2 separate regions of the Homo sapiens genome follow, and region 2 is linked to region 1. A link is a loop called in an ENCODE intact Hi-C map of the cell type or tissue named here. Cell type or tissue: left lung. All regions are shown on one strand. Links, peaks and the distances in the headings refer to the core of each region. The heading gives the core; the rest is flanking DNA. Region 1 holds the start of PSORS1C2 (psoriasis susceptibility 1 candidate 2). Region 2 has its middle 4.4 kb from the start of PSORS1C3.

Region 1 (5,483 bases), core at 169-5,168:
TGAACTCCCGACCTCAGGTGATCCGCCCGCTTCGGCCTCCCAAAGTGCTGGGATTACAGGCGCGAGCCACCACACCAGGCCCGCGTGATGTATATTTTAAGACCTCTTTTGCTGGTGGAGGACAGGCTTTGTGTGAGGGGGAGGGATAAACAGTGGGAGCAAGGGGGCCAATTAGAAGGGTGTTGGGGAGGCTCAGGGGAGATGGTGGCTCAGGATGATGGGCTGGGTTTGGACAGGGTGTGGAGGGGCTTGCAGGTGGATGGTGGAGGAGTGTAACGAAGGTTTCTGGGTGAGCCCTGGAGGGAACAGATGAGATCACGCCATTGCATAATAAGGTGTTCCTTACTGTGGGGTAGCGGACCAGGCAGGGAACAACCTGGGAGGAATCAAATTTTATTTTGGACATGTTACTTCTGAAAGGCTAACAGACTTCCAGGCAGAAAGGTCCTTGAGGGAAACGTTCTAGGGGTCTCTCTGGGAGGCTTAGATCAAGGAGCTGAGACCAAAAGGAGAATGGGAGGGAGGAGACGAGTACAATAGAGTTGGAGCCAAGGTCCTAGAGGCGGATAGGTGGATTCCTGAGGGAGGAGGAAGGGGCTGAGGTTGCTGGAGCCTGGCAGCTTCTTCCGGAGCCATTGGCAGGACTGATGCAAACAGCTCTGGGTGGGAAGAGGGAACCAGGATATCCTCCTGTGTCCTTCCTTTTCTGCAGTCATCCTGGGTGGCTGCCAGATGGAATTCCTTGGATATCATTGCTTGGAGGTCCCCTGCATGCCTGAAGAAGGACATGGTGGAGAGCAGGATGCCTGGATCCCATGGGGGAAGGGAAGTGCCCAGGAAAGCACGAAGCCCCAGGGGGAGCTTTCAGTGCGGGGGTGAGTGGGGAGGCTGGGGTAGTAGCTGACACTGTCCCAGCTGCATCCCAGGTTTGAAAAGCACCTCCTCCCTCAGCGCAGGCATCCTGCCTCCCAACCCTGTAATTACGGTGCTTCCCAACGCCCATCGCGTGGTTTGCTCCCATTCTTTGGCTTCCAATAGTTGCAAGGGATGAAGGTGGACATCTCTGTGATTACGGAGATGCCAAGTGGGTATTGACTGCTCCAGGATGTGGATGGAGGGTGTGAAAACCAGGGTGGGGTGACGCAGGCTCTGGGTCATGATAGGGAGAGCAGGCAGCTGGGTCCTGGGCTGGAGGACTAAAATAAGGGACGCCACCTTCAGGGGTGACACATCAGCCCAGGCCTTCCCAACGGGTTTGACCAGTTCTGTTCTGATGGTATTCCTGTGCCACTGGGCTGGTCCCTCCTCCACTCCTCCCCTATAAAGCCTCTTGGGGTTCCCAGGCACCCAGACTCAGCCCACCCCAGCTTTGGGGGCCAGTACATAGCCATGATCCTCAACTGGAAGCTCCTGGGGATCCTGGTCCTTTGCCTGCACACCAGAGGTGAGGTGGGAACAGAGGCAGGGACTGCAGTTTGGGGTGATGAGGGATACTCAAGATGGCGGAGGTGAACTGGACGCATGGGGTTGGGGACAGGAATTCAGGGGACGCAGAAGGTGCATCTGGCTCACCAGAAATGGCTTTCTGGACACATTGGGTGGGGGACATGGTGCAGAAGGTGCATTTGGCTCTCACCAGAAATGGTTTGCTGGCTCCATGTGGCAAAGTCGGTCAGGATTAACGTGGGGGGGACGAGTTTCCTCGGAGCTGGGATCTGTGTTAAGGAGCTGGGGTCCTTGTAAAGCTGGGGTCTGTGTGCCTGGGGGCCAAGGTGTAACCCACTTTGGGTTGCAGGTTGGCCTGAGGACAAAGCTAGTGGGGTACCCCAACCAGGGGTGGATGGAGCTTATTTGGAGAAGTCTGGTCAGTTTAAAGTGGGTCAAGTGAACGGTTCAGATCCATCGGGGGTAGGGGTTCATGACATTTTACCATCAGTTAAGTATTTACAAACCTACCGAGAGCTCTTTGAGAGTGACTTTTTTGGTCTGTTTGTGGGTCAGTTCAGGCTGCGTCCATCCAGACAGGCTCCTCCTCCTGGGGCTGGGGCTGGGTGGGGCTGGGGAGAGAAGCCCTCACCACCTCTTACCTTTCTCCTTCCTCCTTTACAGGCATCTCAGGCAGCGAGGGCCACCCCTCTCACCCACCCGCAGAGGACCGAGAGGAGGCAGGCTCCCCAACATTGCCTCAGGGCCCCCCAGTCCCCGGTGACCCTTGGCCAGGGGCACCCCCTCTCTTTGAAGATCCTCCGCCTACCCGCCCCAGTCGTCCCTGGAGAGACCTGCCTGAAACTGGAGTCTGGCTCCCTGAACCGCCTAGAACGGATCCTCCTCAACCTCCCCGGCCTGACGACCCTTGGCCGGCAGGACCCCAGCCCCCAGAAAACCCCTGGCCTCCTGCCCCTGAGGTGGACAACCGACCTCAGGAGGAGCCAGACCTAGACCCACCCCGGGAAGAGTACAGATAATGGAGTCCCCTCAGCCGTTCTGTTCCCAGGCATCTCCAGGCACCCACGCCCTCTCCACCCTCTGATTCCCCGTGAATTCTTCCCAATTTAGCCTGTCTCCTTAAACCTCTTCCTCATTCCCTCGGTTTTATTCTGAACCCGTAAGGTGGTGTTCTCAATATTTCCTGTCCCCTCCTGAGATCCATACTTAGTCCTCACATCGCCCGTTTTTTCCTCTGACAGCCTAAGCCTACTCTCCTACCTCGCCTCCAGGCCTCGGCCGCACCTACCTCCCACCCGGTCTTCCTGCCCGCGCGATCGCTGGGGCAGGGCTATGGTACTGTGTTCCCTTCTGCCACCTGGTGGCCGGCGGCAGGAACTATCAGTAGACAGCTGCTGCTTCCATGAAACGGAAAAATAAAAATCATGTTTTCTTAATTCTGAATCTAGGCTGCTGCTTTAACTAACACTTAGGGTCTTTTTTATTTATTTTTATTTATTTGTTTTTTTCTTTTTTTGAGACGAAGTCTCGCTCTGTCGCCCAGGCTGGAGTACAGTGGCACGATCTCGGCTCACTGCAAGCTCCGCCTCCCGGGTTCACGCTATTCTGCCTCAGCCTCCCGAGTAGCTGGGACTACAGGCGCCCGCCACCACGCCAGGCTAATTTTTTGTATTTTTTAGTAGAGGCGGGGTTTCACCGTGTTAGCCAGAGTGGTCTCGATCTCCTGACCTCGTGATCTGCCCGCCTGGGCCTCCCAAAGTGCTGGGATTACACGCGTGAGCCACAGCGCCCGGCCTCTTTCTTCTTTTTCTTTCTTTTTTTTTTAGACGGAGTCTCACTCTATGCCCAGGCTGGAGTGCAATGGCACGATCTCGGCTCACTGCAACCTCCGCCTCCCGGGTTCAAGCCATTCTCCTGCCTCAGCCTTCTGAGTAGCTGGGATTACAGGTGCGCACCACCATGCCCGGCTAATTTTTGTATTTTAGTAGAGATGGGGTTTCACCATGTTGGCCAGGCTGGTCTCGAACTCCTGACATCGTGATCTGCCCACCTCGGCCTCCCAAAGGGCTGGGATTACAGGCGTGAGCCACCGTGCCCGGCCAACACTTATGTTTTTGACTATTAGGATGCCCTCTTCACAGTCCTAAACTTACGGAGACCTGGAAGTAACTTGAGTTCCTATCTTGCCCATGTCCAGCATGTAAGGCTCTGGGGCTTAGCAGGAGGAGGGTTGGAAATGTCACTATGCAAGTCACAATAACATTCAGGCCCACATTTCTCCCTTTCTGAGAACACTATATTAAAGAATGGGAAGGCAAGTTTCATCTCTGTTTAATGGCCTATGGCTTGGATACCCCTAGTGGTATATGCAAACCTTCCCAGGGGTGTGTCGGCAGGACCAGTTTTAAGGGAATCAGTTTCCAGATTAATATGTGCCCCCCGCTAGAATGAATCTCCTGCTTGTCCTGGGCCTGACCAGAGTGCCCTTCCCAGAGCCGCCAAAGGTCAATAGGAAACAAATCAACCTTTCCCATCTCATTAAGAGATTCATTTTCTTTCTTTTCTTTTTTTTTTTTTTTGAGACGTATTATCTCTCTGTCGCCCAGGCTGGAGTGCAGTGGCACGACAGATATCAGCTCACTGCAACCTTCGCCTCCTGGATTCAAGTGATTCTCCTGCCTCAACCTCCCGAGTAGCTGGGATTACAGGTGTGTGCCACCACACCCAGATAAGTTTTCTATTTTTAGTAGAGATGGGATTTTGCCATGTTGGCCAGGCTGGTCTCGAATTCCTGATCTCATGGGATCTGCTTGCCCTGGCCTCCCAAAGTGCTAGGATTACAGGTGTAAACCACCACGCCTGGCCAAGAGATGCATTTTCAATAAGTTACTTTTCATGTCTTTTTGTGTGTTTGTTTGAGACAGGGTCTCCATCTGTCATCCAGGCTGGAGTGCAGTGGCACGATCATGGCTCGTATAGCTTCAACCTCCTGGGCTCAAGCAATCCTCCTATCTCAGCCTCTGGCGTAGCTGAGACTACAGGTGCACCACCCCTGACTAATTTTTTGTATTTGTTTAGTTTAGTTTTGTTTTGTTTTTAGAGATGGGGTTTTACCGTGTTGCCCGGGCTTGTCTCAAACTCCGGAGCTCAAGTGATCGGCCCATCTTGGCCTCCCAAAGTGCTGAGATTACAGGCACGAGCCACCGCGCCTGACCAACTTTTTATGTTTAATCCTTGTGAATATTCCTAGTTTTGGTTAACTGCAATAATTGCAATACAAATAGAATAACTGTTTCTAACACTTGTTCAAGGGCTTGTTCACGTATTTTTTAAAAGGATGCTAACAGATATGAAAGTTCTATGGCATTATATTCAATTTGCTACACTTAGAGTGACGTGCAGTCTCCGACAGACTGAGCACAACAAATTGTTTTTAATTTTAAAAACTGACATGGCCAGGCATGGTGGCTCACGCCTGTAATCCCAGCATTTGGGAGGCTGAGGTAGGCAGATCACTTGAGGTCAGCAATTCAAGACCAGCCTGGACAATGGTGAAACTCTGTCTCTACTAAAAATACAAAAAACTTAGCTGGGCATCCCAGCTACTCGGGAAGCTAGGGCATGAGAATTGCTTGAACCTGGGAGGCAGAGGTTGCAGTGAGCCGAGATCGCACCACTGCACTCCAGCCTGGGAGACAGAGTGAGACTCCATCTCAAAAATAATAAATAAATAAATAAATACATAAATAGTGATGTGATTTTTAACATGTATTTGCAATTCCTTGAAAAGCATACCCTTTGGAATGCTATTAAATTATTACAAATGTTAAATGTTGACTTAAAAATGTGCAAGGGGCTGGGCAAGGTGGCTCATGCCTGTAATACCAGCACTTCGGGAGGCCGAATCGGGTGGATTGCTTGTGGCCAGGAGTTTGAGACCAGCCTAGGCAACATGGCAAAACTGTTTCTACAGAAAATTTAAGAAATTAGCCAGATGTGGTGGCCCGCACCTGTAGTCCCAGCTACTCAGGAGGCTG
Region 2 (5,248 bases), core at 1-5,000, 53 kb before region 1:
CTTCTGATCCAAATACAGGGTGACCTAGTATGACAACTATTAGCAGACTCATAGGGATAACAGAATGGGCTAAGAATGAGAATCTTTGGTTGCGCACGCCTGTAATCCCAGCCACTTGGGAGGCTGAGGTGGGAGGATCGCTGGAGCCCGGGAGGTGGAGGTTACAGTGAGCAGAGATCAGGCCACCAACATTCCAGCCTGGGCAAAAAAGTGAGACTCTGTTTCAAATAAAATAAAATAAAATAAAAAGGCCGGGCATGGTGGCTCACACCTGTAATCCCAGCACTTTGGGAGACCAAGGCCAATGGATCACTTGAGGCCAGGAGTTCCAGACCACCTTGGCCAACATGGTGAAACCCTGTCTCTGCAAAAAATACAAAAAGTAGCCAGGCATGGTGGCATGCACCTGTAGTCCCAGCTACTCCAGAGGCTGAGGCAGAGAATCGCTTGAACCAGGGAGGCGGAGGTTGCAGTGAACCGAGAAGATTGCACCACTGCACTCCAGATGGGGCAACAGAGCGAGACTCTGTCTCCAAAAAAAAAAATAAATAAATAAATAAGAATCTTGAAAAGTTGGCAAGTGGCTTCAATTACATGTCCCCCAGAATTACAAGTGTTTTTTCTAAATATCACATCCTTGGGCCCACATGGACACCAGAGGGCACCCTGAGCTCACTGAAGCCACAACTGTCGCATTAGACCATTAGAATCCCTTGTAAAGGCCAGGCATGGTGGCTCACACCTGTAATCACAGCACTTTGGGAGACCGCGGAGGGTGGATCATCTGAGGTCAGGAGTTCGAGACCAGCCGGGCCAACATGGTGAAACCCCATCTCTACTAAAAATTAGCCGGGTGTGGTAGCATGCACCAGTAATCTCAGCTACTGGGGAGGCTGAAGCAGGAGAATCACTTGAACATGGAAGGCAGAGGTTGCAGTGAGCCAAGATTGCATCCTTGCATTCCAGCCTGGGCAACAACAGCAAAACTCCATCAGAAAAAAAAAAAAAAAAGAATCCCTTGTAAAGACTGCGGTTTGGCTGGGAGCAGTGGCTCATGCCTGTAATGCCAGAAATTTGAAAGGCTGAGGGTGGGCCACGGTGGATCGCTTGAGGTCAGGAGTTCAAGACCAGCCTAGTCAACATGGTGCAACCCCATCTCTACTAGAAATACAAAAATTAGCTGGGCATGGTGGCATGCAACTGTAGTCCCTGCTACTCAGGAGGCAAGAGAATTGCTTGAGCTCTTAAGGCAGAGGTTGCAGTGAGCCAAGATTGCATCACTGCACTCCAGCCTGGCCAACACAGCAAGACTCCATCTCAAAAAAAAAAAAAAAAAAAGGAGTGATATAATTTTTAGACAATTTTTTTTTTTTTTTGAGATGGAGTCTCGCTCTGTCACCCAGGCTGGAGTGCAGTGGCACGATCTTGGCTCACTGCAAGCTCTGCCTCCCGGGTTTACGCCATTCTCCTGCCTCAGCCTCCTGAGTAGCTGGGACTATAGGTGCCCGCCACCACACCTGGCTAATTTTTTGTATTTTTAGTAGAGACAGGGTTTCACCGTGTTAGCCAGGATGGTCTCCATCTCCTGACCTCGTGATCCGCTTGCCTCTGCCTCGCAAAGTGCTGGGATTACAGGCGTGAGCCACCGCGCCTGGCCCCAGCTACAATTTTTGTTTTCTCTTAATGAAGGTAAGAGAATTCTATCAGGCTGAGTTTTTTTCTTAAATTTTCACTATGAGTTTTTTGGGTTTTTTTCCTCCTTGGAATTACCTTTTGTGTTTTCACTTGGTTAAAAATTCAAAAGGTTCAAAAGGCAAAAAGTCTCTGTCTTGGCCGGGTGCAGTGGCTCAAGCCTGTAATCCCAGCACTTTGGGAGGCCGAAGCAGGTGGATTACAAGGTCAAGAGTTCGAGACCAGCCTGGCCAACATGATGAAACCCCCGTCTCTACTAAAAATACAAAAATTAGTCGGGTGTGGTGGTGGGCATCTGTAATCCCAGCTACTTGGGAGGCTGAGGCAGGAGAATCACTTGAACCCGGGAGGCAGAGGTTGCAGTGAGCCGAGATCTTGCCATTGCACTCCAGCCTGGGCGACAAGAGCAAGACTCCGTCTCGAAAAATAAATAAATAAATTAATTAATTAAAGAAAGAAAGAAAACAAACTTAAGACATTTGTTCGGGCTTGGTGGCCCACGCCTGTAATTCCAGCACTTTGGGAGGCCGAGGCGGGCGGATCACCTGAGGTAAGGAGTTCGAGACTAGCCTGGAAAACATGGCAAAACCCTGTCTCTACTAAAAATACAAAACATTAGTGGGCATGGTGGCAGAAGGCTGTAATCCAGCTACTTGGGAGGCTGAGGCAGAAGAATCACTTGAACCCGGGAGGCGGAGGTTGCAGTGAGCTGAGATTGCACCATTGCACTCCAGCCTGGGTGACAGTCAGATTCTGTCCCAAAAAAACCAAACAAACTTAGACGTTTTATGCATATGCAAGCAAATATAAGTGTGTGTGTATATACATATAATTTCCCTCTTTCCACATAAATTTTAGCAAACTACATATGCTTTCCTTCATCTTGTTTTTTTTTTCTTTCTGAGACAAGGTTTCACTCTGTCACCCAGGCTGGGGTATACTAGTATGACTACCACTCACTGAAGGCTTGAACTCTTGGGCTCCCCACTAGCTGGGACCACAGGTGTGAGCCACAACACCTGGCTTTTTTTTGAGACAGAGTTTCACTCTTGCCGCCCAGGCTAGAGTGCAGTGGTGCGATCTCGGCTTACTGCAACCTCTGCCTTCTGGGTTCAAGTGATTCTCCTGCCTCAGCCTCTGGAGTAGCTGGGAAATCCCATCTGTACTAAAAATACAAAAATTAGCCAGGCGTGGTGGTGCACACACCTGTAGTTCCAGCTACTCAGGGGGCTGAGGCAGAAGAAATGCTTGTACCTGGGAGGTGGAGGTTGCAGTGACCTGAGATCTCACCACTGCACTGCAGCCTAAGACAGTGAGACTGTCTCAAAATTTAAAAAAAAAAATTTTTTTTAAAGAAAGAATGAACTACTGATAGGTGCAACAACATGGATGGATTACATAGATATTATGCCAAATACAAAAAGCCAGACACAAAAGAGGCCATACCTATGCATGCATTTATAGGAAGTTTTAAAACAGGCAGCCCAGCACAGTGGCTCACACCTGTAATCCCAGCACTTTGGGAGGCCGAGGCGGGTGGATCACCTGAGGTCAGGAGTTTGAGACCAGCCTGGTGAACATAGCGAAACCCCATCTCTACTGGAAGTACAAAATTAGCCAGTCATGGTGGCTCACACCTGTACTCCCAGCTACTCAGGAGGCTGAGGCAGGAGAATCTCTTGAACCCAGGAGGCAGAGGTTGCAGTGAGCCGAGATCGTGCCATTGCACTCCAGCCTGGGTGGCAGAGTGAGACTCCATCTCAAAAAAAAAAAAAAATTAGGAAAAACTGCTCTATAGTGATAGTCATCAGATCCATGGCTACTCAGGGGTAGGGCAGAATCAAAGAGGGCAAAGAGAACTTTCTATATCTTGACAGGGGTGTGGGTGACATGTACTTGTCAAAATTCATTGATGGATTTGCTAAAGATCTGATCATTTCACTTTTTGTAAATGGTGAAATTTTAAAATAAAATTTTAATAAATTTAATAAATTTTAAAATAAAAATATTTTTGCTGGGCACGGTGTCTCACGCCTGTAATCCCAGCATTTTGGGAGGCCAAAGTGGGTGGATCACTTGAGGTCAGGAATTTGAGACCAGCCTGGCGAAACCCTGTCTCTGCAAGCAAATACAAAAATCATCCAGGTGTGTGGTGTGTACCTGTAGTCCCAGCTACTCAGGAGGCTGAGAGAGGAAAATCGCTTGACCCTGGGAGGTGGAAGTTGCAGTGAGCTGAGATCACACCACTGCACTCCAGCCTGAGCAATAGAGGGAGACTCTGTCTCAAAAAAATAAAATAGGGTTGGGGACAAAGGGAGGGAGAGCATTAGGACAAATACCCAATGCAGGCGGGGCTTAAAACCTGGATGACAGGTTGATAGGTGCAGAAATCACCATGGCACATGTATACTTATGTAACAAACCTGCACATTCTGCACATGTATCCTGGAACTTAAAGTAAAAAAAGTAATAATAATAATTTTAAAAATAAATAAATTAATTAAACAAAAATATTTTAATGTTAATAATAAAAAGTAGCCGGGGGCTGTGGCTCATGCCTGTAATCCCAGCACTTTGGGAGGCCGAGGTGGGCGGATCACCTGAGGTCAGGAGTTTGAGACTAGCCTGGCCCACATGGAGAAACCCTGTCTCTACCAAAAATACAAAATTAGCCGAGGGTGGTGGCAGGGGTTTGTGATCCCAGCTACTCAGGAGGCTGAGGCAGAAAAATCACTTGAACCCAGGAGGCAGAGGTTGCGGTGAGCTGAGATTGTGCCATTGCACTCCAGCCTGGGCAACAAGAACAAAACTCCGTCTCAAAAATAATAATGATAATAAATAAGATAATTGTGCCAGGTGTGGTGGCTCACACCTGTAATCTCAGCATTTTAGGAGGCCGAGGTGGAAGGATCACCTGAGGTCAGGAGTTCAAGACCAGCCTGGCCAACATGGTGCAACCTCATCTCTATTAAAAATACAAAAAATTGGCTGGGTGTGGTGACTCACGCTTGTAATTCCTGTACTTTGGGAGGCCAAGGCAGGTGGACCAGTGGACCACGAGGTCAGGAGATCGAGACTATCCTGGCTAACACAGTAAAACCCCATCTCTACTAAAAATACAAGAAATTAGCTGGGCGTAGTGGCACATGCCTGTAGTCCCAGCTACCTGGGAGGCTGAGGCAGGAGAATCACTTGAACCCGAGAGGTGGAGATTGCAGTGAGCCAGATCACACCATTGCACTCCAGCCTGGGCGACAGAGCGAGACTCTATCTCAAAAAAAAAAAATACAAAAAATTAGCAGGGCACACCGGGCACGGTGGCTCAAGCCTGTAATCCCAGCACTTTGGGAGGCTGAGGCAGGCGGATCACAAGGTCAGGAGATCGAGACCATCCTGGCTAACATGGTGAAACCCCGTCTCTACTAAAAATACAAAAAAATTAGCCAGGCGTGGTGGCAGGCACCCATAATCCCAGCTACTCGGGAGGCTGAGGCAGGAGAATGGCATGAACCCGGGAAGCAGAGCTTGCAGTGAGCCGAGATCACACCACTGAACT

What was found. Hi-C counts contacts between places; a loop is a spot of excess contacts. Peaks named below come from ENCODE experiments on the same cell type or tissue, not always from the same donor. Only the 100,000 strongest peaks of a DNase experiment are listed, where the experiment ranks them.
Region 2: it touches region 1 in a loop (9-fold over the local background); 106 of 110 quality-filtered maps call a loop at or near these places.

The regions. Positions count from the first base shown.
Region 1 is chr6:31,134,933-31,140,415 of GRCh38, reverse strand. It overlaps PSORS1C1 (psoriasis susceptibility 1 candidate 1), which reads right to left. Exons shown (of 6, transcript NM_014068.3): 4 at 1,957-1,986; 5 at 1,637-1,760; 6 at 324-775. The coding sequence ends at 484. It overlaps PSORS1C2 (psoriasis susceptibility 1 candidate 2), which reads left to right and starts at 1,350. Exons shown (of 2, transcript NM_014069.3): 1 at 1,350-1,444; 2 at 2,110-2,882. The coding sequence starts at 1,390. The coding sequence ends at 2,465. RefSeq lists an enhancer at 1,850-2,830. In left lung, for the core only: CTCF peaks have their summits at 2,620 and 2,822 (motif pointing left); a DNase peak (open chromatin) is centred at 2,775.
Region 2 is chr6:31,188,124-31,193,371 of GRCh38, reverse strand. No RefSeq gene overlaps it. Among named protein-coding and RNA genes, the nearest start is that of PSORS1C3, 4.4 kb to the right of the region's middle. RefSeq lists an enhancer at 2,480-2,981. In left lung, for the core only: no CTCF peak of the experiment used is centred there; no DNase peak of the experiment used is centred there.